5 separate regions of the Homo sapiens genome follow, and all the other regions are linked to region 4. Evidence: chromatin loops called from intact Hi-C (ENCODE). Cell type or tissue: heart left ventricle. All regions are shown on one strand.

The links. Hi-C counts contacts between places; a loop is a spot of excess contacts. Peaks named below come from ENCODE experiments on the same cell type or tissue, not always from the same donor. Only the 100,000 strongest peaks of a DNase experiment are listed, where the experiment ranks them.
Region 1: a loop joins it to region 4, with 9 times the contacts of the local background. A loop is called at or near these places in 34 of 110 quality-filtered maps.
Region 2: a loop joins it to region 4, with 4 times the contacts of the local background. A loop is called at or near these places in 9 of 110 quality-filtered maps.
Region 3: it touches region 4 in a loop (16-fold over the local background); 87 of 110 quality-filtered maps call a loop at or near these places.
Region 5: a loop joins it to region 4, with 10 times the contacts of the local background. A loop is called at or near these places in 75 of 110 quality-filtered maps.

What each region holds. Positions count from the first base shown.
Region 1 is chr2:9,369,464-9,374,463 of GRCh38, reverse strand. All of the region lies in intron 16 of ASAP2 (ArfGAP with SH3 domain, ankyrin repeat and PH domain 2), which reads right to left. Among named protein-coding and RNA genes, the nearest start is that of ITGB1BP1, 52 kb to the left of the region's middle. RefSeq lists enhancers at 1-449, 450-998. In heart left ventricle, a CTCF peak has its summit at 2,870 (motif pointing right); no DNase peak of the experiment used is centred here.
Region 2 is chr2:9,472,268-9,477,267 of GRCh38, reverse strand. CPSF3 (cleavage and polyadenylation specific factor 3) reads right to left here. Exons shown (of 18, transcript NM_016207.4): 18 at 4,167-4,352. The coding sequence ends at 4,251. It overlaps IAH1 (isoamyl acetate hydrolyzing esterase 1 (putative)), which reads right to left and starts at 2,717. Exons shown (of 6, transcript NM_001039613.3): 1 at 2,621-2,717; 2 at 1,229-1,281. The coding sequence starts at 2,701. RefSeq lists enhancers at 1,098-1,658, 2,139-2,906 and a silencer at 2,176-2,945. In heart left ventricle, a CTCF peak has its summit at 2,516; DNase peaks (open chromatin) are centred at 2,487, 2,777 and 3,047; H3K4me3 peaks cover 2,779 bases; H3K27ac peaks cover 1,408 bases.
Region 3 is chr2:9,331,367-9,336,366 of GRCh38, reverse strand. ASAP2 (ArfGAP with SH3 domain, ankyrin repeat and PH domain 2) reads right to left here. Exons shown (of 28, transcript NM_003887.3): 8 at 1,554-1,629; 9 at 1,188-1,274. Among named protein-coding and RNA genes, the nearest start is that of ITGB1BP1, 90 kb to the left of the region's middle. In heart left ventricle, a CTCF peak has its summit at 2,580 (motif pointing right); a DNase peak (open chromatin) is centred at 2,573; H3K27ac peaks cover 261 bases.
Region 4 is chr2:9,140,010-9,145,009 of GRCh38, reverse strand. The region is part of intron 1 of LOC105373417 (a long non-coding RNA gene); the gene reads left to right. Among named protein-coding and RNA genes, the nearest start is that of ASAP2, 64 kb to the left of the region's middle. RefSeq lists enhancers at 1,895-1,974, 2,091-2,988, 4,807-5,000. In heart left ventricle, a CTCF peak has its summit at 2,112 (motif pointing left); a DNase peak (open chromatin) is centred at 2,079; H3K4me3 peaks cover 486 bases; H3K27ac peaks cover 890 bases.
Region 5 is chr2:8,871,139-8,876,138 of GRCh38, reverse strand. MBOAT2 (membrane bound glycerophospholipid O-acyltransferase 2) reads left to right here. Exons shown (of 13, transcript NM_138799.4): 8 at 2,839-3,031. Among named protein-coding and RNA genes, the nearest start is that of KIDINS220, 36 kb to the right of the region's middle. In heart left ventricle, a CTCF peak has its summit at 3,119 (motif pointing left); no DNase peak of the experiment used is centred here.

The DNA of each region.
Region 1 (5,000 bases), 230 kb before region 4:
TCGCCCTCGTCACCTCCACACCCTTCTTATTCAGGTCCTTCCAATCCGCATGCCCTGCGCCTCCTCCCCCAGGAAGGCCCTGCCCCTGCCCTCCATGCAGCCCTGGCCAACCTCTGTTCCAACATTCTCTACATGAAGGCCTGCCTGCCTCACTGCCCGACAGGCCCATGAGCTCCTTGGGGCATGGACTATGACCTCTTTTTTGTAGGCACCATGCCTGGTATGAAAGGCACTATCAGATGAACTGAAATGAAATGGCAGTCCTCTTTGTGTTCTACTTTCTGGCCTTTATGTGGCAACATGCTCAGACTCCGCCCCATCCAAAGAGCCTACAGAAGCAGGAACAAAAGGGGGCCAAAGAAGCCTGAGTTCAAATCCCACTCCCACCACACACTGCTGCTTTGAACTTGAATAAGTATTTCATCTCTCTAGACTTGTAAGTCTGACTTGCGAAAATGCACACAATACATCCTCACAGTAGCACCATGAGACGTATGTGCGTCAACACACCTGCAGCACACACAGTGGGTCCCGGGCCTTGGAAAGACCCAGTGAACTTACAAGAGGGAGAGCGAAACAGCAGCTCACTGGTCACAGAGTACATGCATTTTACAATCCCAATTCTGAAGGTTGAGGGTCACTGCCCAGGGACTCTTTGAATCTTGAGAATCAGGCAAGAGCCAGGCAGGGGCAGATCAGTTGCATCCATTTGTAACACAGCACTGCCTACAATCTGAGGACAAATGCGGCTGCTCCCCTTCGAGCTGGAGTCCCCGCACGGTTCCCTCCTGACCTCCGCTCTCTCACTCAGCTGACTATGGCAAGGGGCCATGGCTGCTGGAGCAGTTGTTGACTTTTCTGTACCTGCCCTAAATCCCCGTGGAACAACTGGCCCCCCAGAAGGGGAGCCTGAGCTCCCTGGACATGCCACTGGAGGCAGGGAGTAGAGATCCTGTCTACCCTGGGGTCCCTTGAAGATGGGCCAGCCTAAGATGAGAAGCCATTACTCCCACAGCACCCAGACGGAACTGAGTGGGCAGAGGTCTCTTGCCAGCGTCTGCCAGGCCTCAAATCTGCTTGTCCTTGGGTGCATGTGGCTCCTGGACACGCCGCAGCGTGAGGCTGGCTGGTGCAGCTGGAGAGGAAATCACGCCCCAGGGTGCCCGTTCCACCTGAGCAGGCAGCATGCTTCACAGCCCAGGAAGGACTTCCAGGGGCACCTGGTGAACTTGTGCTCTGGCACTTTTATCACACTGCCTCCCTCCTGCTCCGGCTCCAGTTCTGCCCGCTCTACAGGGCCTAGGTTAAGGCGGGTGCCTCAACGTCCCCCGGCACATGCTCCCCGTCCACACAGCGCTAACCCGTGCACTGAGCTCACTGCGGTGCTGGCTGACTTGTGTGTGAGATACGTGGTCTCAGTGGGTTCCCTCAACAGTGCCATGAGTTTTCATCTCCACCTGTAGGCACAACAGGCCCTCGAATAACAGCATTTTGTTATAATGTTAAGAAAAAAATCAATTCCCAGGCAGGGTCCCTGTCTGTGTGGAGTCCACCTGGGTTTTCTCTGGGCACTCCGGTTTCCCCCACATCCCAAAGCTGTGCACGTTCGGCTAACTGCTGTGTCTCAAAGGCCCCACTGCGACTGAGTGTGGACGTGGGTGTGACTGCGTCCCACAGTGGGACGGGGTCCTGTTCAGGGCTTGTTCCCACCCTGGACTTCAGCTGCCAGGACATGCTCCAGCCACCTCTGACCCTGAACTGGAATAAGTGGGTGAATCATTATCTTACTGGTTTTTATGATCTTTCTTTATCCCACTTAGTAGCCAGAATCTTTCTTAAATGTATGCATCGCTCATATTTCAATGTTTAATATTAGAAGTGTTCTGGGCCTTTATTCAAAAGTTTGGTGATGTTCTCATGATCAGAAATACATGGTAGGAACTGAACTCTGGTTTACATCAATTGGCATAGGGTAAAACTGGTTTCTTATACATCATTTTGCTTAAAGTCACAGGTTTCCAGAAACCTTTGAGTTTCTGGAACATTCAGGATTTACTGTACACTGAAGTCCATAAAGGGAAACTGGATTCTGTTTCCTCAGGCAGCTGGTGGGCCTACAAGGGAAGACCCATTTTATTCCTGCAGGTTCTCCTCTTAGGGCCTCCAGCACAGTGTGACACCCAGGGAGATGCTCCATTCCTGGCCTGGCGAGTGTCATGGTGGGCAGCCCATTTAATGATGTAAATGCCTCTTCTGACAGGCAGTTAGACTGGACAGTTGTCCAGTTTCATGCACTTTCAATCATCACTGTGGGACAATCATTACTGCGACCTCCACAGGAAAGGGATAGAGAGAAAGTGGACTTCCTTTACTTGTTTTTTAATGTATTTACTCATCTGCCCAGGGCTTGGAGGCCCCGAAGGCAGCTCCTACACAAACATGGGCACAGGTCTGTTTAACTCCACACATGCCCCCTGGTTTTGTGAAGGAGGTTTGCTTTGCTAATGTGATCCCTCAGATGGGGTTTCACCGTGTTAGCCAGGATGGTCTCGATCTCCTGACCTCGTGATCCGCCCACCTCGGCCTCCCAAAGTGCTGGGATTACAGGCGTGAGCCACCGCGCCCGGCCCTCCCTCTTTTTTTTAATGACAGGCTTTTGCAGAAAAACAATTAACATAATGATACATTTGGTGTTCAGAGGAGGGGCTCTCCTTACACTTCTCAAGGACAGGGTGTGTATAATGGTCCCAAGTCACAGGGAGAAACAGTTCTGGCTCCTGTGAGCAAATACAAGCCTAGCTTCCCTGCTCCACCTCCCCCAGTTACACGTCCCTGACACCCCCAAGATCCGTCTTGGGATTCACAGGCCACTAGAGGGTGTCCTTGGTTTCCCCTTCAACAGATTTATCTGCAGATGGTGTGCTGTTCTGAAATAAAGCTAGAAGCAGTGTATTCCTTTTCATCTGGAAGTAAAATACTAGCTTATTTAAGCAGGCACAGAGCTGGGAGTACTTGTTTGACTCGCTGATTCATTAAATAGTCACTGGTTCACCAGAAGCAACATATTACGGTGGGAAAAACCAAAATGAGTAAGAAGTAATTCATCAGAAAAATATATGTAAATGCCTGAGTATACTATGAAGTGGGATGAAATGTTTTAAAATAGAGCCAAATGCTATAGGAGCACAGAGCCAAGAAAGTAATTTCAGTTGAGAAGGAATGGAAGTAGCTGATGTTTCGCCATCACACGGGTCATCCGCCCTCATTTTGAAAAAAGCCCGGGGTTGGGGGATGTAAATTTCTTTTTCAACAGTGCCAAGGCTGGAGGAGGGCTACAGTGCAGACAGAACGTTCATACTGAAGGGTTCCACATTGACAGTGTTCATTTTTTAGAATCGCCTAGCCCCAGAACAACCAAATGCCCTGCTTTCGTTAGGTACCCCTGGTGCTTGGAAGAAACGACACACACTTTGTTCAGAACTGACCGATATGACAGCATTACAGGGTGCTGGTACCGTCAGTGTGAGATGAAGCAGCTGAAAGAGCAGGTGTCAACTGCACAGCAGGAGATGACCTCGCCATGCTGGATTCACGACGTTTCCTTCACCAAGCGGGACCCTCAGGCTCGCCCAGGAAGAGCTCCTTCACCTTGAGTAACTCTCCACTGAAACTTAACTGGAGAGGAACCTCATTTTCAGGGTGTATGGAATCAATGCAGGGTACAGATGTGACTTCTGTCACCCACAGGAAGAAGAGCAAGCAGGGCAGCTAATGTCAACCAGGCACTAAAACTAAGCACCACATGTCTGACCCCATCATCCCGCTCATGCCCCCAATGCCTCTGTGAGGGGGAACGTTATCTCCCTTTTTTTATTACAGAGCTTAGGCTCAGAGAAGTTAAACAATCTGCCGGTGTCCCATGGCTCAGATAAGGACTGAGATATCTATGTCCCTACTGCCTCTCTAGGTTTGGGTAAAAATATAGATTTGAAACTTAGATCCTCATCAAGAGAGGATGATCACATTGTCAACCTCATGCCTGGTATGTAAAACCACACGTTATCCAATTCTCAAGGAAATGCGACACCACAAACACTTGTTACAGGATTCAAACATAAACTGACTTTAATCCAACAACAACTAAATCGCTCACCTGAGATACCTGATACCTGAAAGACTGTAATGCACATGGTCCCTGTTCACTCCCTCGCAATGTTCTGGCTCTTTCACTGTATCAAGTTACATCAGCAAAACGCAGAAAGAATACAGGTCCTGCAATCTCCGTTTCTCAAAGACATGCCACACAAAATGGTTAAAAAAAATCTAGGCCAGGTACAGTGGCTCATGTCTGTAATCCCAGCACTTTGGGAGGCCAAGGTGGGCAGATCACGAGGTCAGGAGTTCAAGACCAGCCTGACCAACATGGTGAAACCCCATCTCTACTAAAGATACAAAAAATTAGCTGGGTGTGGTGGCATGTGCCTGTCCCAGCTACTCAGGAGGCTGAGGCAGGAGAATCACTCGAACCCAGGAGGCGGATGCTGCAGTGAGCCGAGATCACATCATTGCACTCCAGCCTGGGCAAGAGGTCTTGAAGGGGAAAAAAAAATCTAAATTCTCTCCCTTTACAAAGGGTCCATACACTACCACCTATTTGTGAAACCACCCTTAAAGACATTGTTCACTGTTGCTCACTGTCCTTTGGGAAGACTCGTGTCATTAATTCTACTTCAGGCTTATTCCACAGAAAATGCTGTTTCTGTAAATGAATTTTTAAATACTTTTTCTTATCACATATTTTTCATTTTTCTCTGTCCTGCCAGGACACGCTGACCCAGCCTCACCACTCAAATGCAGGTGCTCTGTTAACTGGCCCAGTAGCCTCTCTCCTTCCTTCCGTCTGTTTCACTTTGCATCACAACAAAACAGGTAAACCACCCATGTCCCCCTATAGACATAAGAGCCATAATACTAAACAGAGCTGAAGTCTAAGGCGAGCC
Region 2 (5,000 bases), 330 kb before region 4:
ACCCGCGGAGAACTGCAGGCCACAGCGTCAGGCAGCGGCTCCAAAGCAGCACAAGGGGACACTTTCTGACACTGCTCAAAGTTCTCAGGTGGCATTTATAAACTGCAGAACCACCACCGAAACTCAGCCTTATTTCTAAGAGATTGTTTGTGTGTGTAATGATTATAAAATGCGACTAGCCATTTTACAGAGTGAAATCACAATACTTTAATGAAGTGCTGGGCTGGGTGTGGTAGCGAGTGCCTGTTGGTCCCAGCTACTCAGGAGGCTGAGGTGATGATGCCTTCAGCCCCAGAGGTGGAGGCTGCAGTGAGCCCTGATCACACTGCTGCACTCAAGCCTGTGTGACAGAGTTGTCAGGCCTCTGAGCCCAAGCTAAGCCGTCATAACCTGTTACCTGCACGTATACATCCAGGTGGCCTGGAGCAACTGAAGAACCACAAAAGGAGTGAAACAGCCAGTTCCTGCCTTAACTGATGACATTCCACCATTGTGATTTGTTCCTGCCCCACCCTAACTAATCAATCGACCTTGTGGCATTCCTCCCCTGGACAATGAGTCTCAGGAGCTCCCCACAGAGCACCTTGTGACCCCCTTCCCCTGCTAACAATAGATAACCACCTTTAACTGTAATTTTCCACTACCTACCCAAATCCTATAGTACTGCCCTACCCATCTCCCTTTGCTCTTTTCAGACTCAGCCCACTTGCACCCAAGTGAATAAACAGCCTTGTTGCTCACACAAAGCCTGTTTGGTGGTCTCTTCACGTGGACGCGCCTAACAAGAGACCCTGTCGCAAAACAAAAACCACCAAAAACCAAAACAAAGTGCGGTAGAATTGTGACAAGGTGAGTCTTAAGTCATGGCAGCACTTCAAAAAAAGGCAAAGTAGCTTCCTACCAGTGTGGTGTAGCAGTGAAACTGCAAGTTCTGCAGTCATAGCAGCTGGACTTGGATCTGTCTGCCCCTGACTAGGGAAGAGGCCTTGGCCATTTCCTTGATTTGTCTGAGTCTACCCAGCCATCAGTGCTCAACCCTAAAATATCTAATTGGTCAGACTGAGTGAAGAGTAAATGTTTTCTGTTCCTTCTCCTATATACTGATTAGGGGAGGCAAGCAAAATTAATAAAGGAGGAATGTTCTGTTCAGAACTATCCTTCATCCATAAGACGGATCCCTAAGACATTTTCCATCCATAAGAACTCAAGTATCGGAAACCATTCTCACCTGACCAGCCTGTCAGCCAGCGATGCTCCCCATCCACCCTGCTGGAAGGAAAACTGGAGGAAGAAAAGCCCATTATTACTACTAATGACTGTAACCGGGCATCTCAGCGAGGGCAGTTCTGATTGGCAACTTCTGTTTTCTCGGCGCTCCCTTCTTGGCTTTGATTGCTTCACTCCAGGAGGTCATTTTGGGGATTACAGGTAAGTACACCTGGCAGCACTTTAGCAGAGGGGGATTTTTCTCTATCAAAAGCTAAACAGCCTGTATTCCCAGCACTTTGGGAGGCCAAGGCGGGCGGATCACATGAGGTCTCGAGTTCGAGACCAGCCTGGTCAACATGGCGAAACCCCGTCTCTACTAAAATTACAAAAATTAGCCCGGTGTGGTGGCGCACGTCTATAATCCCAGCTACTCGGGAGGCTGAGGCAGGAGAAACGCTTGAATCCGGGAGGCGGAGCTTGCAGTGAGCCGAGATCGCGCTACTGCACTCCAGTCTGGGCGACAGAGCGAGACTCCGTCTCAAAAAAAGAAAAAAAGAAAAAAAAAAAAAAGCTAAACAGAAATCTAAGTTCAGGAAATAAAGTCAAAGGTCAGTGAGGAAATGAAGGCCACACCGCCTCACTGCTTTGCTGGTTACCGAGCTGAGGGTGAACACTTTTTCATACACATTCCCATGGAATTCGGCAGCTCTGACTGCCCCATATGCCTAAACATAATGTTACCAGTTACTGGCGTATACACAAAAGCCTGGTGAAGCAAGTCCTGTCTGAGAAGAGGACACACACAGGAATGGAATTTCTACTCCCTCCCCGAAGTAAGAACCTGCATTTAGAAGACCGTTCCCTTCATGGGAGGTGAGATGATCTTGGATGAACGGATGGTCCTTTTCTACCTAATTCCTGAAGGCGTTTTACTTCCAAGGTCAACCCCTAACGGCCCCACCTGTGCCCGCAGGGAATGGGGCGAGAGAGCTCCTGGCGCCTCTGCCCGGAGCTGGCCGCGGGGCCTCCTGGGACACAGCGCGCGGTCGCCCGCGGCCGCTAACCCGGACCCGGAGGGGAAAGGCCGCTGCCCAGGAGGGCGCTGAGGGGAAGACCGCGCATCTCGACCCGGGTGGGAGGCGGCGCGGGGCGGGCAGCGCGGCCGGGTCCCCTCGCGTCTGTGCCTGGAGCCCGGGCTCTCGCGGACGCCGTCGTGACCTCCGGGACGCCGCGGGCCCGGAAGGCGCAGCCACTGGGGGACCCGCCACTCCTCCGGTGTCTCCACGGGCGTGGCCAGGCCTCCGGCCCAGCCGTCTCGGGCGCCGAAGAGGACGGCGAGGAGCCTCGGCCTGCTCGGCAGCGACCCCGCAGGGAGGCCGGGGCGGGAGGCCGAGCGTCGGGGCGGCCGTACCTGGGTGATGGAGTCCCCGAAGAGCAACAAGCGAGGCCAGAGCAGGGCACTCCCGCAGCCCGCGGCCTCGCACAGCGCCATGGAGCAGCCGGGCGGGGCGGGGCGGGGCCGCCAGCCACGAGAGGCGCCTGCGCAGTGGCCGCCCGTGGGTTGCGGGAGCCGGGCTCGTGGGCACCCACGCAGTCACTTTGGTGACGCGCGAAGGTCGTTGCCCCTTGGAGTCCGTTTGCAAGAAGCTCGGCCTCCGCGCTTGCTCACCCACAGCAAGGCTGCCCCCAGGGAGTCCGGAGCCCGCGTCCCGCTGCGTGGTTCCCGGAAGAAAAGCGGTTGGGGGCCCTTCTAAGCCCACCCCGCGCTCCGCGGGCGCAGGTGCGTTCGGCAAAGGGCAGGAGTGTGACCTCAGGACGCGCGGCGGGAAGCACAGCTGGCTCTCGGTGGGGCGGAGGGCTGCTCCAGGCCCCCCTGGAAGAGGTCGTGGGATGCGCGCGCGGCCTCCTGCGCCCAGCGTCACTCTGGAGGGCCTGTAACACCCACGAGGACGCAGGCACTGCGGAAACCCTGGCAGTACCTCGTGGTTCTGCGAATGACAAGGGAAAGCAGCTGCACCTTCAGTGCGCGCGCAGCCGGCCGCTTTTCTTTTTCCCGCCGTGGGGTGGATGCGCAGATGCAGAACCCCGCGGACACGGAGCACTGACTAACTTCCAAGGGATTCACCTGTTAAAACGTGGTTGTAATGCAACGTTCTTACCTCAACTGTGCAATGAAGTTCGGCAGCCGAGCTAAAAACGAACGGGTGGGAAGGATGCCTTGAAATCACGGAGCTGTAGATGAGTAACAGAAGGGCCAGGGGCGCCGGCGCAGAGGCCGACCCCGCTCCCTGGGGCGGGGCGATGGGCGTAGAGCATGACTTTCTTTAGGTTGCTCGTCCCAAGCTCGCTTGGATCACCTGGGGGAGCTTTACAACTAAGATCCAACCTAGGGCCCTCATTCCAGCCGGACTAACTCACCTCCTGGTGGCAGGACTTGGGCACAGGTGCACTTGTGATGCACCCCACGTGATTCCCACGGGTAGCCCAGATTGAGAGCCCCTGCTAGAGCAAGCAAAGGTGCCTGGACTTCATCTTTATCACAAGGACTTCATTAAGGCCTTCAAGCAGCAGAGGCTTGAGGCCAGGTCTGTTCCAGGAATCAGCTATAGGGGAGGAGATGGAGGTGGTTGCAGGAATTCAGAGGGGAGAGTAGACTTGGACTCGAACAGCAGCAGTGGAGATGAAGACAGAAAAGATTCAAGTGCAACTTAGAATCCTTATTATTAACTCAAATTGGTTACCCCAGAGGAGAGGGTAACCAGCAGCGGTTGCTATCGGCAGATCTTGATGGTTTCAATGGGAGCTGCACATACATGCCTGGAAGAAGAATCCAAAATTCTAAAATAATGGGCAGTTGATCTAGTAGTTAGTTCTAGAATAATGGACAAATTAATTAGCAATTTAGCAGTATTCAGGCTGTTGAAATAAAGGCCATTTGACATTAAAAGTAAACAGGCTCCCCCAGAGAAACGAATGCATTTTATTTTAGGTAACAAAAGTAGAGTCAAGTATTTTTTCAAAGTTCATATACAGGCACAGTCTCAGTGAACTGGCGTCAGGGCCTCGTACAGTCTCTGTGCAGCCAGCTCCACCATTTCTCGGAGGGATTCATCGTCTTCACTTCCCTCTTCACATTCTACAGTCTGAAAGTGAGGCACAAACAAGACTGTTAGAATTAAGTCTATAATGATTATATAGAAGATAAATGAATACTCTTTAAAAAAACCATCATCTCATAAAAAATTAGCCAGCTGTGGTGGCGTGTGCCTGTGGTCCCAGATAAGAGTCTGAGGTGGGAGGATCACTGAGCCGGGAAGGTTGAGGCTGCAGTGAGCTGTGACTGCACCACTGCACTCCAGCCTGGGCGGCACTGCGAGACCGGGTCTCAAACTAAAAAAAAGAACAATCATCTGTGTGTGCAGAGGTCATGGTGGGACTGATTACCATGAAACAGAACGGCCGCCCTACACACTTGTGGGCGTGCAGTGCTTCCTGACAGCAGCACGGTCCTAATTAGTGATGACTTGAGGCTGGGGTGAAAGACTGGGGAAAGTCTAGTAAACTACATTTACATCAAAGCCCACAGTTTGATCTAGTAAATGATACTCCAGGGAAGTTCATCTATGCCACACAAATTACTTGGCAAGGAATGGATGTGGCTATCTACTCAACATTTGGTACTGAATTTGACTGAAACTCACTAATAATCTTCTAGTTGCTTCTTTTTTTTTTTTTTTTTGAGACAGAATCTCGCTCTGTCGCCCAGGCTGGAGTGCAGTGATGTGATCTCA
Region 3 (5,000 bases), 190 kb before region 4:
GCTCCAGAGGTGGGGCTTCAGAGGGACTAGAGAGATGTGTAGAATTCAGCCACTCAGGGGAGAGAAAGGGAGGGAGGGAGGGACCTGCTTCATCTTCATAAAGGAACAGCAGCAAAAGTGTAAACTGTAAACCCAGAAAATGTCCACTTCCCTAATATTTATGCAAACTCTTCAGCCTTTAATAAAGTCTACAACAATGAAAGGTGAGGGGTTAAAATAAAAAATGCTACTAACCATTAATATATAAAAGGAATATATATATGTATGTTCACGAATAAAACATGCAAAATTCTGCAATTTATTAAAATACTGAACTACTTACTCTCCTAGACTTCGGTCACAAAAGGTAAACGCATTTGGGAGAAAAACAACAATATTCAGTTATAGTACAAGAACTTACAATAAAATAGAGCTCACCAAACTGCCAACAGGGAACTTTATGCTGTCAAGTAGTTTAGCAATTTCTCTAAAATCACTAGATATATGTTTAGATACATTCCTTTTATTAACAAGGAAATGGATTTATACTAAATTCACATTATGATACCCACATTGTAGTGAAAATATAGTAAAATTATCTTTAAAACTTACTTTTTAATGGCTTTTTAAAAACAAGTCCCCACAACACAAACTGTCCCTGCTGACGTGTTAGCACACAGAGACGTCATTACAGAAAGAGGGGAAGTAAGAGAACTAAGGATTTCTGCCTGTCATGATGGAGGCAGCTGTAAGAAAAGCTCATGCCTCATATTTTATAGAACACAATCTCAGGGCTGGCAGAGCCCCAGCTGGTCCCCTGCTACGTGCCTAGGCCTAAAGGGGCAGAGTCCACGTATGTCAGGGTAGGGAAATGACACAGGGCCAGGTACAGGATAAATAGCACAAATGACACATGGTCTCTGTGACGAAGCCACTGAGAGCTCCTTATCTAGCAACTGACAGAGCACAGGGTTTATACACCGCCATTAAGGCCATGCATGTAGTAAATGCTTCCTCCTGAAATAAACATATTTTAAAAGATGGTTTTATAGAACTAAATTGCAAGAATACATTAAATGTTTTACTGGTGCCTGACACAGCCCGAGTGAACTGTGAGCTCCTAGAAGACATGAACTTCATGTTCTTCAGACCCAAAGCCTCCAAGAATGGGGTGAAAACTGCAATCTTTCAAAATTAAATCCCCTCACCTCTTTCTGTTCAACCTGCAATGCGGATTTCAAAATATCTCGAAGCTGTATCAACTGCCTTCTTTCTTCATCCTGGGCCTGTTTGATCTTTAAAAACACACACACACAACAGAACCAATCAGAAAATTAAGACTGAGGTACAGTGAAACGTTGGTGCTCATGGGGCCATTTCCACACAATGCGACAACTGCCTCCCTCGCTGGTCAAACCTTCCCTCCCACCAAGACAGAGGACAGGCGTGGGAACGCCACACTCCACGTGGGCGGCACGGCATGAAAACACAGGATTACACAGAAGTGACATTTAGATGAAAATGTCTGTTGCATTAAGATGGTTTTAAACCACAGTGGGAGGGAAGCTACTCACCGTGTGAAGATCCGTAGACAGCGTTTCAATGGAAGGTTTGAGGCTTTCCACGGCTTTGAGTCCATCCTGAAAAAAACTAGCAGGAAAAAGAAGAAACAGAGATGACATTTCACAAAGGAAAAAATAATTTTGTCAGACAGATTAAAAACTTCTTTAAAGTGACTGAAGTCATTATGTAACTCCTGGGGGAAAAGACTGTATGAACAGAACCTTAAAATATCAGGCAAACCAAGAATAAAATGACACTCAAAATTAGCAGGAGCGAACAGAAAAGGAAATGCAATAAGCTTAAGTATTTGAGATTTTTCTCGACCCATATAAAATGAGGCCTTGAGTTTCAGTTTATAACGGGAGAGGTTCTGCATCTGAAGCCAGAAAGGCCATGGGGCGCAAGTGGAAGACACTGAAGAATGTGCCGCAACAGGCGACCGCGACATGGAAAAGAAAAGGAATGCAGAGGCCGGGTGCTGTGGCTCATGCCTATAATCCCAGGGTGAGGGACTTGGGGAGGCCAAGGTGGGAGGATCACTAGAGACCAGGAGTTCCAGACCAGCTGGCCAACATAGCAAAACCCCTAAAAATACTCTATTAAAAATACAAAAAAAAAAAAAACAAATACAAAAATACAAAAAGCTACTACTCGGGAGGCTGAGGCACAAGAATTGTTTGAACCCAGGAGGTGGAGGTTGCAGTGAGCCGAGATCATGCCACTGCATTCTGGCCTGGCGACAGAGTGAGACTGTCTCCCAAAAAAAAAAAAAAAAAAAAAAAAAAGGAGAAAGACAGAGACAGAGAGAGAGAGAAATAATGCAGAAAAGAACCAACCAAGCAGCTTTGGTGGCCACACTGTGTCTGCGGGGTAGGAAACCGTGGGTAGAGAACTTGAGATCAAATATCAAGAGGAATTTTTTATTTTAAGGCTGAGAACTCAATGCTGTGAGGTCACCTATAACAAGTGATTCAGGAAATACAACAGAGGCTGGACAAGTTTTTCTGCTGGAGCCATGGGCTGGTGTTCAGTGCTGCCTCTGGAGGGTGCTGTGTGTAACCCTTTTGAGAGGAATGAAGAACGGGCATTTCCACGAGCTAAGGAGAAAGTTCTAACCTGTAATGAGGCCTGATGCAGCTCCAGCCTCAATCCACACCATTCCACCCTCTTCATTCACTCAGTTCCAGACATACCGGCCTTTTCTCCCTTCCTCCATGACCACCAAGTTCTCCTGCCCCTGGCCCTCTGCATTCTGTTTCTTCTCTCTAAAGCCTTCTCCTAAGGTGTGTCTGCTTCACCTGGCTGATTCCCACTCATTCTTCAAGTTTTAGGTTAAACATCCCCGGTTAGTGAGGCCTTCCATAATCCCCTACAAGTTATTCCCCTATAAGAGGCCTTCTTATACTTTCTCAGAGCATTTTGTATTTTGCTTCAAAACACTTGCTGTAACTGCAATTATGTATTCATTAGTGTGATTGTTTAAAACAGAATTCCCTCATTAGATATGAAGTTCTAGGAGACACAAAGTACCCGCAAAGTTTGGTGTATTTCAAGCACATGCCATTTATTGAATGAATAACTTAATGAAGGATGGACTGTCACCAACTTTAGCCAGTTTATTAGATACCAAGGAGACTATCTTTAAAAAGTGATCTGGGTTTCACATATGTCATGTGAGGTGATGTTTACTTCTTTTAAACTCAGCAGTAGCTCTATGGGTGTTTCTCAGACCAAATGCGTCACACACAGAAGGCGCCGTGAAAACACTGCAGCGTGGCCTTTAATGCAGCAACTCCAAGGAGGAAGGAGAGGGACACACAGGCCGTGGGGCATGAACTCTGACCAGTGTTTATTAGGAGTCACAGAGGTCAGGATGCTAGAATGTTTTCATTCACCTTTAGACAGACACATCATTCTTTATTTTATACTCTTGTTCCTGTATTTTAATACGTTTTTTTCTGAATATAGAATATGTTTCTGAACTCATCTAATTCTTGTATTTTATTTACGTGTTTTTCTTTATGTAACTATTTTCTTAATCATTTCAAATTCTTGTGAAATAGATAGGAGGACAGAGATCTCTAAGATCTAAGATAAGGAGTAGGAAAAATATTACAGGTGATAAATGCAAAACCACCCAGGGAGAGGGAGCAGGTGTACAGCTCCAAGAATCTTTGCGACCTGGCAATTCTCCCTACGGTCAGACAGAGAGCGAGAGTGAGAGCGCGTGAGCATGAGCCCCGTAGTGGAATCAAGTGCTCAGAGACTTCTCGTCAGGATGCTGTTTCCAGCATGACGATGAATGGTGTACTTGGAATAACAATATGAATTTGGATTTAGATTTAGATTTCATCTCTGTAATAGCCCAGCCAATCTTCACCATCCACCTACCTGGAAAATCTCCTCCCTCTGATTTTTCAAAGTGCTGACCTTCCCGTACCCTCCTTGAGGTGTGTCTTGGCACCCAGACGCCCCTTCAAAGTGCAGTCAGCCCTGGCGTCAGGAGAAGCTTCAAGAAAAGGAACACTATTCCTTCTCCGCTGGCTGCTGTCCCTATGACAGTCCTAACTACATAGCCCCAGAAAATTTTCTTAAGTTGAGCCCATTAACACTTTTCCAAGCTTCACAGAACTTTTACCATCAACATTACCCAATCAAATTTTGTTGTCTATTAAACATTTTCTAGCCTGCCTCACCAGGCTAGAAGGGGTGTATTTCTATCCTTTAAAATACACCCACTTAGAGGCAATTATCAAACCCACCAAGCAGAGTAGCTCCTTTCTTCTCTGGGCCCCACACACCGTGCCAGGGCCCCTCCTGCAGCCTTCACGCCACCACATTCCAATGCGGTGTCTGCTGATGGGGTCTGTCTGTGACACCCGCCCCTCCCTCCTCTGCAAGCTTCTGCAGCATCCGGGGCTGAGCCTTATCTTGACCATGCATTCCAAGTTCACTGAGCAACAGCTGGTCACAGTGGTTTCCAGCAGGTATTGGCTCAAAGAACAAGTCAATTCAACATTCATCACCACCTTTCAAACCATGGTTGTATTTTTTTTGAAAAAAAAAAATCGCTCTGTCGCCCAGGCTGGGGTGCAGCAGCATGATCTCAGCTCACTGCAACCTCCGCCTCTTGGGTTCAAGTGATTCTCCAGCCTCAGTCTCCCGAGTAGCCGGGACTACAGGTGTGCACTACCGCATCCGGCTAATTTTTGTATTTTTAGTAGAGACCAGGTTTCACCATGTTGGCCAGGCTGGTCTTGAACTCCTGACCTCAGGTGATCCGCCCCCCTTGGCCTCCCAAAGTGCTGGGATTTCAGGCATGAGCCACCATGCCTTGCCAAACCATGGCTGTCTTTATTTTATAATGTTATAATGCCCTACTTCTAGATTCCGCTAGAGTACAGGATCTTCAATGTTCAGGAGCAAAGACTAATAAGACAAGTTTTCAAGATATTCCA
Region 4 (5,000 bases):
GTGTGTGTGTGTTGTGAATGGAAAATAAATCTCAGCACCCCAAAATCACTAGGCCAAAGGGAAAAGTCAAACAGAGAACTGCATCAGGCAAACCTGCCTCCTATTTGATTCCTAAATAAGATAGCTACAAAGATTAAAAAAAAAAAAAGCTACATGCCTACATACCTCCATCACAATTTCCCACAAGGAAATTCCTTGTGGACGGCAAAACCCTAAAACAGTTCTGTTGAATTTCAGCCTGGCAACGTAAATTGATAGCTTGTCTTCCTAGGTGTGGGAAAAGGACAGAACTCGGTGTTCCCTCTGCTCACCGGAGACAAATGCATATCTGATGGCTTCTTCTGCCCTATTTTAAAATAAAAACGCAGGTTCACTGAGTCAGACTAAGGCCTAAGTGACTATTCCTCTACTCCGTCCTCCCACGTAAATTGTGTATTCAATGAAAGGCTGATCAAAGACCCAAAATAACCTTTTGTTTCTTATCTACCCATGACCTGGAAGTTCCCCCAACTTCAAGTTGTCCTGCCTTAGGGGAGCGAACCAATGTACATCTTACATATATTGATTGATGTCTCGTGTCTCCCTAAAATGTATGAAAGCAAGCTGTGCCCCCACCACTTGGGTACATGACCTCAGGGCCTCCTGAGGCTGTAACATGGGTGTGTCTTTAACACTGGCAAAATAAACTTTCCAGATTGATTGGGTGTCTCAGACACTTTTAGGTTCACAGTGTGTGGTGTGTGTGTGTGGTGTGTGTGGTGTGTGTGTGGGGGGTGTGTGTGTGTGTGTGTGGTGTGTGTGTGATGTGTGTGGTGTGTGTGTGTGGTGTTATGCAATTTATCATGTGATTTGTGTAATCATTGTTATTTACTGGTCTATATGTTCAGTAATGGTGTCTTAGGAACATCTTTGCTTTTTGTTTTGTTTTGTTTTTTGAGATGGAGTCTTGCTCTGTGGCCCAGGCTGGAGTGCAGTGGTACAATCTTGGCTCACTGTAACCTCCGCCTCCCGGGTTCAAGCGATTCTCCTGCCTCAGCCTCCCAAGTAGCTGGGATTACAGGTGTGCGCCACTATGCCCGGCTAATTTTTTGTATTTTTAGTACAGATGGGGTTTCACCATGTTGGCCAGGCTGGTCTTGAACTCCTGACCTCAGGTGATCCATCCACCCGCCTCAGACTCCCAAAGTGCTGGGATTACAGGCGTGAGCTACTGCACCCGGCCTTAGGGGCATCCTTGATAGAGGCTTAAGGCCATGGACTTGAATGAGATTTCCCAGGAGAAGGTGCAGACAGAAAAGGAGGCGGCTTGGGTGGAATGCCAGACAGAAGAGGGACTTTGCTCTGGCCCCCGGAAGAAGCTTCGTGGAGGAGAAGGGTCTATGAGGGGAGGAGACCCCAGAATCCCCTACAAGGGAGGCATCTGGGGCCTGCCCAGCCCTGCTCTTGGGACCCTCTGACCTGGGCTTTCCAGACAGGTCCGTTTTCAAACCCTCTGCTCATGGCTCCCGTACGCCATCAGCCCCAGAATGCCAGCATTTAGGTGCCTAAGCTACACTTCCTAGAAAGCCGTTTGCCTCTGGAATGCTTTGCTAGGTCATGTGTACTGAATTTGGGCTGGAAAAATGTAGCTATATTTGTAAAATATGTCAGTAAGATTGAACACCTGTAGCCAAGCTTGCAGGAGGGACCCCGAAGTCACTGCTGCCAGGCTGGACACGGGGGGCCTTTTGCACCCCCAGCACAGGGCCTGGCACACAAGCCACACTCCGTTGTGAAGCTCGGTTGTTTGTGGTCAAATTCTACACTTTTGGCATCTTTTTTTCAACGAGCGGGAGCACAGCTGTGCGGCGTCTCCTAAAAGCCTTGGCGAGTTAACTCCTACGGAAGTAGGGAAAACGCTTTTCCCCAAGGGGGAGAGAGGTGCACTATTTCTGGAGTAAAAATTTCATGCTCTGTATATTTTTGTTCAGACGTTTGAGCATGAGTTCCTCCGTCTGCGAACTCTGAGTTTGAGGATTCTGAGTCACAGCCCCAGACACGCGCCCGGTGGAAAACGCCCCAGTCCCTCGCGGGGCAGAGGCGGCGCCGGGAACGGTGCGGCAGCACCCCCTGGTGGCGAATGTCGATGCTGCGCCCCGAGGAAGGAAGGCCGGGGAAGCCCTCCTTAGGAGAGGCCCTGCTTGTTACCCCACCCTCCAAAGGCACGCGGCTTACCAGCCTCAGAGGCTCCCAGCTCCACCCTCTCAGCCAGTCTGGAGAGAGCCTGGTGTGACGGAAGGCGGTGTGGACCTAGGAGATAGGGACCGACACTTAGGGTTCCCTGCTGTTTGCGCATCAGGGAATGTGCTGATGAGGACTCAGAGGTGAATGAACCCTAACCCTAGGCCCGGCGCGGTGGCTCACGCCTGTAATCCCGGCACTTTGGGAGACTGAGGTGGGCGGATCACCTGAGGTCAGGAGTTCAAGATCAGCCTAGCCAACATGGTGAAACCCCTTCTGTACTAAAAATAAAAAGAATTAGCCGGGCATGGTGGCGCACGCTTGTAATCCCAGCAACTCGGGAGGCTGAGGTAGGAGAATTGCTTGAAGCCGGGAGGCAAAGGTTGCAGTGAGTCGAGATCGCGCCATTGCATTTCAGCCTGGGCAAGAGCGAAGCTTCGTCTCAAAAAAAAAAAAAAAAAAAAAGAGATGAATGCGATGAATGCACACCCTGGGCTCCGACATCTGCAGGCTCACGTGCTGAGGGGAAGGCAGACCAAGACCATAAGGACCAGAGCTAGAGATTCGGGGCTCAGTAGCGTGGGGTTCTGGCTTTGTCCCCTATCAGCTGTGGGACTGAGGGCAAGCTGCTTAAGCCCTCAGAGACTCAGCTTTTTCATATGTAAACAGGGAAACAGGGCTAATAATTAGTACTTGGCGTAACTATTGTTAAGATACAGTATGTGAAATGAGAGGTACATAATAGATTCACTAAATGGAAGGTAATTATACTTCTTATTCATGTCATAACAACTGATCTGGCAAAGAAGCGAGTACTGGGAGATGAGGGCATGGTTAGGAAAGTCTTCATCAATGGGGAGACATTTCAGCTGGGTTTTGAAGGATGACTAGGAGTTTTCCAATCAAAGGGGGAAGGGCCTCTAGATGGGGGAACTGTGTGTACAAAGGCATAGTGGTAAGAAGTGCTATAGTGCATTTGGAGAGCTGTAAATAGTTCGGTAAATAGTTCAGCAGGTGTAGCTGAAACTGGCCAGGTGAATTTGATCAGAATCTCTGAGAGCAGGTTACAGGAATCTGTGTTTGATAAGAAGTTTCCCAGGAGATTCTGAGGCTGACTTCCCACAGGCCTAAAGTCTGGAAACCCATTGCTGTACCTGACATTCTGCACAATTCTCTCTAATCTGAACCACAACCCAGCAAGATAGAGGTTATTTGTCCTTATTTTACACAGCAGAAAGCCAAGACTCAGAGAGGTAAAGCGACTTGCCCAGGATCACACAGCTAAGGTAAGCCAAGATTCAATCCCTGGTCAGGTTGACTTCAAACCCCATCCACACAGTGAGTGCCCAGTAAAAGCCAGCGATGACCCTCCCTGCCGACGCTCTACAGGCTGGACCCCCAGGTGTGTTGATCCTGTTTCCCTGACTCCATCCTGTTAGGAGTCTGAGGGAAGAGGGGGTTGGGGCCAGGGAAGCACCTCCTGTGGGCCAGATTTCAATGCCACGTAGAGAAGTTTCCCTGGTTAGAATTGCTCATTGGAGGAGGAGAGTCCTGCTCTTCTCAGGAATTTGCCAGAGATAGTTTTGTGGGCGTGTGTGTGTAATTTTTAAAAAATCTAAAATAATCTCTGACTTAAGAAGAGCTTCCACTGCAGCACAAATCATGCATTTTTTCCTGAACCATTTGGGGGTAAATTGTCAACACTTGCTCCCTAATACTCCACCTCCAATACTCCATCACCCCAAATACTCCCATGTACTTCCTGCAAATATGGACTTTCTCCTACATGGTCGGTCAGAACAACCTTCACTCACAACTCAAGTTCGCAGGGCGCGTTGCTGCTGTTCAAGTCTCCCCAGTGGTCTGATGATTTCTTCACAGTGAATGCACCCAGTTCAAAATGGTATGTGGCTTCTGGTTGTCACATCTCCTTAGTCTCCTAGAGTCTGAAGCTGAGCTCAGTCTTTACTTGACTTTCATGGCCTTGACACTTTCGAAGATTAAGGGCCAGTTATTCTGTGGGCTGTGCCGCCACTTGAGAGACTGCTGCCCCCTGGGGATTTGATTTGCGTTATCTGTCTTGGCAGGAACACCTCAGAAGTGCTATTCCACTGGACAGGATTTCAATTTGCCCTATTTAAGCATTGTCTTTTTTTTTTTTTTTTTTTGATGGAGTCTCACTCTGTCACCCAGGCTGCAGTACAGTGGCATGATCTCGGCTCACTGCAACCTCTGCCTTCTGGGTGCAAGTGATTCTCCTACGTCAGCTTCCTGAATAGTTGGGATTACAGAAGTGCACCACCATGCCTGGCTAATTTTTGTAGTTTTAGTAGATATGGGGTTTCACCATGTTGGCCGGGCTGGTCTCAAACTCCTGATCTCAGGTGATCTGCCCTCCTCTGCCTCCCAAAGTGCTGGGATTACATGCCTGAGCCGCTGTGCCTGGCCCTGGCTTGCTTCTTCTAAAACTCTCTTCCACTCCAGGTTCCCCGAAGCCTCGAGCACCCCATCCGGGACCCCCTGGAGCCTCCCCTCCCTCTGCTTACTGCCCCCACCACCCACCTCCCTCCACGTGCTGTAGAAACCTCCCTGACAAGCTGTGGCAGCACAGGGCCAGCTGCCCAGCAAGTTCCCCTGTCCCTCCTGGGGTCACCCAGACTTTACTCTCCTGGGGCTGTCTTTCCCACTTCGAGGTGGAGGAGTCCCTGATTAATTAAGGGTTCTGGCCCTTTGGAATTCATCTGTAGAGTTGCAAATGGACTGCTGGGGCCATATGAGAA
Region 5 (5,000 bases), 270 kb after region 4:
TTCTGTTAGATTTCATCTGGTAAAATCTATAAAGTTTCCATGAAAAAGAATAGGCCAATCAGGAAGTCTGTGAGATGAAGGAAAGGGGCTGGTGTGTTTTCTGTGAATGTAGGGCTTAGAGCAAGGGGTCACCTTCTTTCTCCTGCAAATCTACCACCCTCCACTGTGTGGGCAACAAAGAGTCAATGTAGAAATGTACCTGCACTTGCAAAAGATAGTATATTACCTCTTTCCTACCATGTCGCTCATTGTATTTTATACCAAAAAGGTGTTTTGTCTTCATATTTTCTATTACTGGTTAAGTGTTGAGAAATGTCATATCAAACTGAGTGGGATTCCAGACTTGAAATTGGTGTCTCTTCACTGACTGTTTTGTATCTCCAGGATGACCACTTAATCTTTTAGTGGTCTCCCTGCTGTAAGAGAAGGTAAAGACAATTGTAGACAGCTTCTTAGAAGTTTATTCGGGAATGCTGGAAGGAGAATAAAAGCCTAGGAGTCAAGATGCTGGACTGTCAGTGACCAGTTTGGCTCATCATTTCGGCACATCACTTAATGTGTATGAGTCCTTGTCTGCAAAAGGAGAATCTTAATGTCTTCCCCATTTTACAGACTGTATGAAGATCAAATGACTTTGTAAAATACTTGAAAATATCAAATGTTATAAAAGTGATAGTAGTAAATCAAACTTGACAAAGAATAATACAAATGTATATATTCTATCACTTCACTGAGTTTTTATGGGTTTTACTATCATAAAATATCACTTTCCTCTTTTGGGTTATAGACATCCTAAATCAGAGGTTGTTGATAATGGCAAATATTCTTCATGTATTTTCCCACCATTTTAATAATATATTTTATTTAAATTTCACGTGCATATACTTTATAAAGTCAAATAGTGGTAGTTAGTCATAAGTCCCTCAAGGGGCATTTGGAAGCTCCTTGTGCATCAGTGAAGTGCATAGATGCTCAGGATCCTAAGGAGGATGCTCACGGAGCCCACTGGCTCTTCTGTTGGGGACCTCTCCACTGTTCTCTCCTCTATCTGCATCAGTTAGGATATGGGTTTGGCTGCTGAAACAAGGACCAAAATAACAGGAACTTAAACAAGGTGGAAATTTGTTTTTATGTTATATGTGGGACAGCTCACCTGTAAGCAGTGCATTGATAATATGGGGGCCCCAAAGTGTTAGAGATCCAAGCTCCATCTTCCCTGTACATATTACTTTTGCTCATATCCTATTGGCCAGAACCTAATCATATAGCCACACTCGGGTGCACCAAAGGCTATGATGTGTCATCTTTAGCTAGACTTCCAAGCACCCAAGAGAAACTTCCTTTTCTGTGCAGGAAGGGGAGGAGGGCTCCTGGGAAACACTTGGCAGTCTCTGTCATGATGTCTGTAGGCTATTTCTCTGGGGCTCTTTGGTTTTTTGGGTGAAGGATTCTCCAGTTTTCTGCCTAGGGCATACAAACTTGACTGCTGGGACTCTGGGTCTGGGCAGGGGAAGGGGGCTGAGGATATCACCTCTCAGGATACAGGCTGTTTTCGTGTTCTTTACATTTTCGTTGCAGCACCATATCCCTGCCCTACTTCAGAACCATATAGTCTCGTGGCCACAGTACTTCTTATTACATTACTAAAATGATAAGCCTCATTTTAAAATTAAAGTATGGGGCCATTTATTTCACCTTGCTTCATTTATAATTACAATTTTTTTCTCTACCATTTTAAAATCTCATAATTCAAATGTATAGGTAAGATATTTGGGAGGCACTGAAGAAAGAGTAGCCTTATTTTATTAAAGAAAGGGATAAAAGACAATGGAAAATGAGAATAACAACTGCTGCAAGGAGTCCTTGAACACTGAGTTCCACCTCGCAGGAGCAACCAATAATAAAATACTGTTCTCAGAAGTGCAGTGCATCCGGCATATGCTTTGGCTCTTGTCTTGGAGCTTTTCTTCTGGCACTATTATATAAAGTGTTAAAATGTGGAGCTTCATTGATAAATTACTGCAGTTAATTTGAATACTATTTGGTTACTGTATAGAGCACTTCTAAATCCAGATATTTTGTTGCATACTTCATCTGGATCTAGCCTTCTCTTCGCTTGTTTCTTTTTCTTCCTAGCCTATATAATCTCTTTTATACCAAATGAAGTTGAAATATTCTGGCCTTCTACAAATATAAAAACAGCATGAGTTGTAAAAATACAAAATACCATGAGTTGGTGATGCGACCTTACCGCACTATTGCTAAGAATAGCCTCTTCCTTTCACCAGGGTCTTTTATGCAAATTCTTATTCTTCTCAGGTGTATAGCTCTTTTGGTTTTTATTATTCTTGAACAAAGTTGTGTTAACTTTCAGATTTACAGAGATGCATAGATTGTTTATTGTAAAAATAACATCCATGAGATGCCTAGAATTTGGAAAATACAGAAAAGACACAATGGAAAAAATATATATATCCATATAAAATTTATTGCCAAAAGTAATTAGTGTTAATTTTTTATATTCACTTCCATTCACACCAATACACTTATGCTTGCTTTTAGATTTTTTTATTTCCTGAAAATTCTGAATACAAAATGGAGATTTTAGTATGAGTTGAGCAATAACCCCTAGGTAGTACTTATAGATACAGTTGGAAAAGTTCATACCATGAGACCATGGAAGACTTTAAATGCCAAGTGCAATGTAGCTCTTGAATTTTGACCAGGAGAGTTGTAGGACTGATGATCCATTCAGGAAGATTAATCTGTCGATAATACATAGAATGAATTAAAAGGAGCATGGATAAAGTTGATGAAGTCTCGCCTTGCGCTTTTCAGACTGCGGTTGTTCAGAAGCTCTTAGTTTGTGGGCTGTCCTTGTTATTTCACTTGACCATCTGTACAACATTACCTGTGGAGTACAACATTGATGAGCATTTTCAAGCTACAGCTTCGTGGCCAACAAAGATTATCTATCTGTATATCTCTCTTTTGGCTGCCAGACCCAAATACTATTTTGCATGGACGCTAGGTAAGTAACATGTAAATAGATTTCCCTGTGTCTGGTTGAAGCGTTTCTTACCTTGTCGATAGATTGCTATCAGTGCGCCCTCTTGAGGATACATAAAGACCAATTGGAAAAATTAAGTCATCTGTGTAGAAAAAACAGCCCTCGCAACTCATATGTAAGTATATTCTAAAAACTGAATCAATTTTATTATAATACAAAATAAAAATACATGGATCAATGAAAGACAACAGATATTTGTTGAATGCATATTATATTCTAGATTCAGTGCTAGCCAGGATAGATACGAGTATGTATAAGACATAGTTCTTATCCTCCAGATGGTTATAATTTAGTATGATTGTATTCAGCTTACAGTTATGATACCTGTTAAATAGACCATTAGCCATAGTATAATATGATCAGTAGTTTATCAGCAAAGTGAATAAAATGATATTGGCACATTGATAGGGGGTCATCAGTTATGCTTGGCAGGTAGAACAAATTTTAGAGAAAAGATAACATGCAATCGTGGCTTTAATTGAATGTGGGCCAGTTATGGTGGCTCACCCCTATAATCCCTGCACTTTGGGAGTTCAAGGTGGGAGGATCACTTGAGGCCAGGAGTTCAAGACCAGCCTGGGCAACATAGTGAGACCCCTCTCTCTACAAAAAGATTTTTAAAAATCAACTAGGCCTGGTGGCATGTGCCTGTAGTCCCAGCTACTTGAGAGGCTGGGGTGAGAGGACCGCTTGAGCCTAGGAGTTTGTGGCTGCAATGAGCTATGATTGCACCCCTGCACTGCAGCCTGAGCGACAGAGTGAGGTTTTAATATGAGTTGAGCAATAACCCCTAGGTAGTCTCAAAAACAAAAACAAAAAGATGGAATGTGATTTCAGCAAGTGGAAAATGGCTAGTTTTGCACTCATGAGCAAAGAGACATGGAGGTACCTCGCTTTGCGTGGCAGATGTTAGCAGGGGCATGTGGGAAGGAGGGACCTGGTCAGGTGAAATGGGCTTTCACAGGACCTTGCCTGCTCTGCTGAATTAGCCACAAAAGGCTTCAGGCAGGCTGATGGCCTGATCCTGTGGCAGAAGAAGATGATTCTGGCCACGTTTTGAAGGTTGGACTAAAGTAGAGAGAATGCTTCATTGGATAAATTGAAACCTCTTTTATATATGTATTGTCTTTTTATCTCACCCACAAGATTATAAACTCCTTTATTCTTAAGATTGTGTTCTGCTTGCCTTGTTTATATTTGTTACTCAACAAATATTTGAATGAATGCACAAAGAAACACATCAGCCAATAATTAGGCCTCTAAGGATTAGCATTTTACTGTCGGTTTTATTTTGATTACAGTGAAATACAGTTTGGGGCTGGATTCATTATTTTCAGTCTTTCATCATACAGCTGTGCACAATAGCATCATTAAAAGTTGCTGTAACCTAGTGAGTTAATGGCCAATTAAAATATGTTACCTTATGGATTTTAATCTAAGATTTCTTTAAGGATTGAACATTTTTATTGTAGCCAAATTTAGACATCAATAATACCGAATTAAATTCCTGTACTACTTAAATTCTGACTTTAAATTGAGACTGAGAACTTTCCTAAACAAACCTGGTATTTTTAGGGTTTTGTAAGAATTCTGACCTGTTGGTTGAATCGCTAGATTCATAGAATATGAGAGTTCTGCATGTTTTTGGATTCGGTTGGACATCTAGTTGTTGGAAATCTTATCAATAGAACGAGGTCCTTGAATTTATAAGGCTTTTGAGAAAAATCACAAGATCTCTGTAAATATGTAAAAATATACAAGATTTATCATTAGGCCGGGCACGTGGCTCATACCTGTAATCCCAGCATGTTGGGAGGCTGAGGAAGGAGGATGACTTGAAGCCAGAAGTTTGAGACCAGCCTGAGCAACATGGTGAGACCCCATCTCTTCAAAAAAAATTTTTTTAATTAGCCAGGTGTGGTGTTGCACA